Linked DNA regions of Homo sapiens: region 1 is linked to region 2. A link is a loop called in an ENCODE intact Hi-C map of the cell type or tissue named here. Cell type or tissue: psoas muscle. All regions are shown on one strand. Each heading gives the region's core, and the rest is flanking DNA. Links, peaks and the distances in the headings are about the cores only. Region 1 overlaps LOC105370003 (a long non-coding RNA gene). Region 2 has its middle 240 kb from the start of TBX3.

What was found. Hi-C counts contacts between places; a loop is a spot of excess contacts. Peaks named below come from ENCODE experiments on the same cell type or tissue, not always from the same donor. Only the 100,000 strongest peaks of a DNase experiment are listed, where the experiment ranks them.
Region 1: a loop joins it to region 2, with 2.5 times the contacts of the local background. A loop is called at or near these places in 1 of 110 quality-filtered maps.

Annotation. Positions count from the first base shown.
Region 1 is chr12:115,439,427-115,442,353 of GRCh38, reverse strand. The region is part of intron 2 of LOC105370003 (a long non-coding RNA gene); the gene reads left to right. Among named protein-coding and RNA genes, the nearest start is that of LINC02463, 450 kb to the left of the region's middle. In psoas muscle, for the core only: no CTCF peak of the experiment used is centred there; a DNase peak (open chromatin) is centred at 1,753.
Region 2 is chr12:114,923,429-114,926,355 of GRCh38, reverse strand. No RefSeq gene overlaps it. Among named protein-coding and RNA genes, the nearest start is that of TBX3, 240 kb to the right of the region's middle. In psoas muscle, for the core only: no CTCF peak of the experiment used is centred there; no DNase peak of the experiment used is centred there.

The DNA of each region.
Region 1 (2,927 bases), core at 225-2,724, 520 kb before region 2:
CATAAAAGCTCTGTGATTCTGCAGGAAAGAAAGGCAATGGGCACAGGTGGTGGTATCTTGCCCATGCTCTTCCTGCTGGTTGCAATTGTCTCCATGACTTCAGCCCAAGGAGAACGAAGCACACAGTGTGGACAGTCACTAAAAACCATGCTGTGTTCCCTGAGGGCTTTGGAGTCAGATCGATCTCACCTTAAATTGTGGCCCTGCCACTTTCTAGTGTCAGATCTTTTTGAGTCTTGATTTTTTAATTTGTAAAATGTGAACAACAGTAGCCTTGACTTCATAGCATGGGTCTGAACATTGAGAGAAGTATTGCATGTCATATAGTCATTCAAATACCTGGTATGCACTGCTGTTGTTTTTATTAGCTGCAAGGCTACTGCCACAAGTTTTTCCTTTTGATAAATTTGAAAAATAAAGGACAAATATAATGATAGTTCCTGTATTAATCAGGAACTCTAGAGGGACAGAACTAATAGGATATCTACATATGTGTGTGTATGTGTATATATATATATATATATATATATATAGAGAGAGAGAGAGAGAGAGAGAGAGAGAGAGAGAGAGAGAGAGAGAGAGACAGAGAGGACAGAACTGACTAGTCAGTTCTCTAGAGGGACAGAACTAACTAGATATATACTAGTTAGAGGGACAGAACTAACTAGATATATATATATCCTATTAGTTACATATATATAGGAATTTATTAAGTATTAACTCACATGATCACAGGATCCCAAAATAGGTCATCTGCAATCTGAGGAGGAAGGAGAGCCAGTCTGAGTCCCAAAACTGAAGAACTTGGAGTCCGATGTTTGAGGGCAGGAAGCATCCAGCACGGGAGAAAGATGTAAGCTGGGAGGCTAGGCCCGTCTCGTCTTTTCACGTTTTTCTGCCTGTTTTATATTCTAGCCATGCTGGCAGCTGATTAGATGGTGCCCACCCAGATTAAGGGTGGGTCTGCCTTTCCCTGCCCACTGTCTCAAATATGAATCTCCCTTGGCAGCACCCTCACAGACCACGCCCAGGATCAATACTTTTGCATCCTTCAATCCAATCAAGTTGACATGCAGTATTAACCATCACAGTTCCCAACAATTCCAATGTCCAGAATTTTAAGAAGTGTTAATACTTATAGTTTTACATGTTGATTTGTGAAGTCTCATGGGCTTTGAATGTGAGCCCAGTGACAAGGAATAAGCTCAGATTTTATTCTTAGATGGACAGCTTCCTAGCTGTTGTGAATCTGGGCAATTCATGTCACCCCTCTAAGCCTATTTCTTCATCTTTAAGAAGGCAATACCTCCTTCGGAACAGTGATAATTGATATTTATAAGGAATGTCATGGAAATTACATTTCAAATAGTTTAGAGTTCGGGCATGTTATTCTAATTCCTTGAAAGATGGTCATGTATACAGCAGATAATGTGACAGGACAGCATGCTGTATGCTTAAATGTGGGGTTCAGTATGCTAAGTGTCCGGTGTGGCCCCTGCCTGGCATATTATAGGTGTCTGGTTTGAGTTCCTTTTCTTTGGCTGATGTGAACTCAGTGCCTGGGTTCTGAAGTGAAGGCTCAATGTTCTCTCTTTGACACCTAATCCTCCTTGAAAACTGGGCCATAGTTGATCTTTCCAGAAAGTGAAAGGCCCTTTGCTCTGAGTCATGGTATGGTTGGGATGTCAGCATTGTCCCCTGGAGCCGGAGGACCTGGGAGAGGAACTCCTCCCTGGCTCAGGGCCTGGACCACTGCCAAGGAGGATGTGTCAGCTCGGGGGCCCAGGCTTGACCAGGGAGAAGGCTCCCCTTTGCAGTCCTGGTGCCAAGCAAGGTTCACTGCCGTCACTTGCAGGCCCCAGAATGGTTCATTGTGGAAGACTTTCCTTCTAATCTCCCTGAGCCACTCTTGCCCCTCCTATCCATTCAATGAGAAGCTTTTGAAAAGCAAGACCAGATCATACCACTCACCCAGTTTCAATCTTCTGGTGGCTTCCACCGATCCTGGAGTAAAATTCAAACTCCCATCATGGCTCATGCAGCACAAGGCCACATAGTATAGTGGTCCAGGCCTTCCAGGGTATCTGTTTTGCTCCTCTGTCTAGACCAGTGTTCTCAGTGGGGGGATTGTGATTTTGTTGCTGGGGGACAGCTTGGCAATGTCTGATTGTAATAACTTGAGAGAGTATGATGCTATTGACATCTAATGAGTAGGGGCCATGGGTGCTGCTAAACATCCGACAATGCACAGGGCAGCCCCCAACCACAAAGAATTATCTAGCCCTAAATGTCAATAGTGTCAAAGTTGAGAAACTGGTATAGACCTCACCTCTTCCAGGAAGCCCTCCCCGAGCTCTCTGGGTTGAGTAGATACATCCCTCAGTTCCCACACATCCCTAATCATTCTCATTGCAGCCTGCATCAGTCTGCATGGTCCTTAGATTCCAGAAGAGCCTGTATGTCATGGCATCTATATCTTTGTCTTCCTTCCCCTCTAGCTTGTGAATCCCCCTCTCCTTAAGGGGAACGGGGATCACATCTTACCCACAGTTGGGTCTCCAAGGTCTAGCATAGAACCTGATACATTGTGAGCACCCAGGATGTTGAATGAGTGAATGGATGAATGAACGAATGGAACAACAGTCTGAGACTCAAGAAGATGCATCTTCTTCCTCGTCCCCATTGTATTCCCACTGGGTGTGTCATTAACCTTGCTCTCAGTTTCAATCCCTCCTTCCAAATTGGCTTAATAAATTATCCATATAGCCTGATCCTTGTGAAATAGCATGAGCTAGCTTGGATGGAAGTGTACTGAGCTCCATGTAGGAGAGAAGATCAACCCTTTTGCACTAAGACAATATTATTTTCATGTGTTACTCTGATAATATCTGTTAGCCCTCTGTGCCTAAGGGAAGCCCTGGATAAAG
Region 2 (2,927 bases), core at 143-2,642:
GAGTGAGTCAATAAGTCCATTCTTCACTCAAGGGGAGGGAATTGCACAATTATATTCAATACCAGGAAGTGGGGATCCATTGAGGGTCACGTTAGAGGCTGCCTGCCACATAGGGGTACAAACATGGAATAAGTCACAGCTGCATTCAAGAAACTTATATTCTAATGGGGGAGACTAAGATGGAAAGTAATAAATGTAAACATAGGAGTTTGCAGGGGATAAAGAGAGGGCACAAAGAAAAGAGTGATTCCACATGGTGATGGTACATGATGGTTCTGCACTGAGGGGTAGGGGGATAATGAGGTCTGACACTCAAGAGTGAAAGAAGCAAGACCAGAACCCAGCTCAATTTCTAGCTCTGTGAATATTACAAAGTCTCTGGCCATTCTTTCCACATTGAATGGCGAATACCCTTGCATAAGGTCCCAGGGTTAAGAATTGACAGAGCCAGAATTCGAAACTAGATCTGTAGAAAGTCAGGCTCAAGCTCTTACTAATGCCAGCTTATTGCCGTTTTCTCCCGAGTCCCCAGCTGATACAGTGTGGATACTTGTCTCCTCCAAATCTTATGTAAATGTTTGATCTCCAGTGTTGGAGTTGGGGCCTGGTAGGGCATGGTGGGGAGTTTGGTCCTTGGGGGTGGATCCCTCATGACTGGCTTGGTGCCTCATGAGAGTAGAATGCTGGATGCCAGTGACAGGGAGCAGGGGAAAAGGGGGAATTGCTATTCAACGGGTGTAAAATTTCAGTTATGCAACATGAATAAGTTCCAGAAATCTGCTGTACAACATGGTGCCTAGAGTCAACAATACTGTACCGTGCCCTTAAAATTTGTATAAAAGGGGAAGTCTTATGTTAAATGCCATTACTACAATAAAAAAAAGTGGGGGTTGTGAAGGAGGGATTTAGTTTCCCAAATGACCAAGTGTTGAAACTTAGTGACAAAATGCCTGACTTTGCTCAACCTTACTGTCTTCAACTGTTAAATGGGTCTAAAACAGCAGTTACCTTATAGGGTGATCTGAGGATTCGATGACATAGCCCATGTAAATATTTGGCTTTGCACATGATAAAGGTCTAGTGAATGTTTGCTGTTACTGTTTTTTGTTAGCAGCAGCAGCCGTAGCCTTATTACTCCAGCACCCAAACAGGTGCCAAGAATTGATGCTCTCCCATCACATATTACTTTGCGCAGCAATTGTTTCCAGCCAGCTAAAGCAACAAGGCTGAATGGCAAGTCAAAACCTCCAACCCCATCTCAGAACAAGGAATATTCAATACACTTCACAATCTAATAAAACATTCCAGGGAACCCTAGGGGATTGAAAACTCTTCAAACTGAAAATTATAAAAACAAGTTATTTTATCATATCTAACAACCGTCCAGTTGTAAAGTCAACAATGTTCTGATTCTTAGAATGAACAAAGTTCAAATCAAGTTTTGGCAAGTTCTCTGAAACTATATATTTACATAAATTATATGATACCATAAGATGACATGTTCCCTTCACATTGGACTTTTTGCAGCAGGATCATAAAGAGGGTATTTTTTCAGAAATACTGGAGGGCTTCATCAATTTTCCTAAGGGCCTCTCTTAATCCTTTGATACACAAATCATTCTCTTCTGAAGCACCTGTCCTGTCAACTGGCCTGATGCTACCACATTCCCATCCATCAGATGCTTTGCTTGTAATTAGAGCCTTTCTCCAGCAAAATTTCCATCCACTTTCTGAAATCCTGCATCTTTTGCAAGATTTGCAATTTCACTTTGCAATCCATTTGCATTTCATTTGCATGGTATAGTCGGATACCTATAGCATCTGGCAACCTGTGAGGGAGTGTCCAACAAAGGTATTGATGCACTAGTGAGTAGTTACACTCATGTAAAACGGGCTGAGAGATTTGCTGGGGAATACGTGCATGAGTTTCTGGTGATTATTTTTATATCATAACAATGTGGGCTTTCCTATACAATGTGTTGTATAGGGCTCAAATGACAAATTCCTAACTTGTGGGGTCCCCTCAACTTTGTTTCTAACCCTTGAATGCATGGGATATCATCCGGTGTCTGTTACAGTTAATTCTCCTGACTTGAACTAGGCTAAGTTTCTGTCCATAAAAATGAACATTTCTTGGCCGGGCACGGTGGCTCATGCCTGCAATCCCAGCACTTTGGGAGGCCAAGGCGGATGGATCACGAGGTCAGGAGATTGAGACCATCCTGGCTAATGCGGCGAAACCCCGTCTCTACTAAAAATACAAAAAATTAGTGGGGCATGGTGGCATGTGCCAGTAGTCCCAGCTACTGTGGAGGCTGAGGCAGGAGAACCGCTTGAACCTGGGGGGCAGAGGTTGCAGTAAGCCGAGATCATGCCACTGCACTCCAGCCTGGGCGACAGAGCAAGACTCCATCTCAAAAAAAAAAAAAAATAGTATTTCTTGACTAAGCCCTCCAGACACTTCAGCTCTCACACATTTTTTATTGTTTCACATGAATCAGTTAGTTCAGACTTGCTGGAATTGTGTTAATGTCAAAAATTGAGTAACAGTCCAAATAATAATTTCTAATAGCACTGAGCATTAAACAAAGGGTGTTTATATGCAGAGTCTTCATTACATAAGAATTTATTATCCAACTCTAACACAGTAATGAGGTTACCTCAAGAGGCAAAAAGCCATTTTTAATATAAAAAAGAATTGAAAGGCCACTTATAAAATGAATACCCATTCCAATCTCATTCCCCACATAATTGACTCAGTTGGTGACCTGGAACAAACAATTTCAACTCTCATGTACTCAGTTGCCTCCTGTATTGTAAACTGAACACAAAATTATCCCAAATTGGAGATTTGCCCATTAGCTGAGATGAAACATGGAAAAGATTTTCAATCAGTACATTGAAGTAAAAAGAAGGGTATGTGCAAG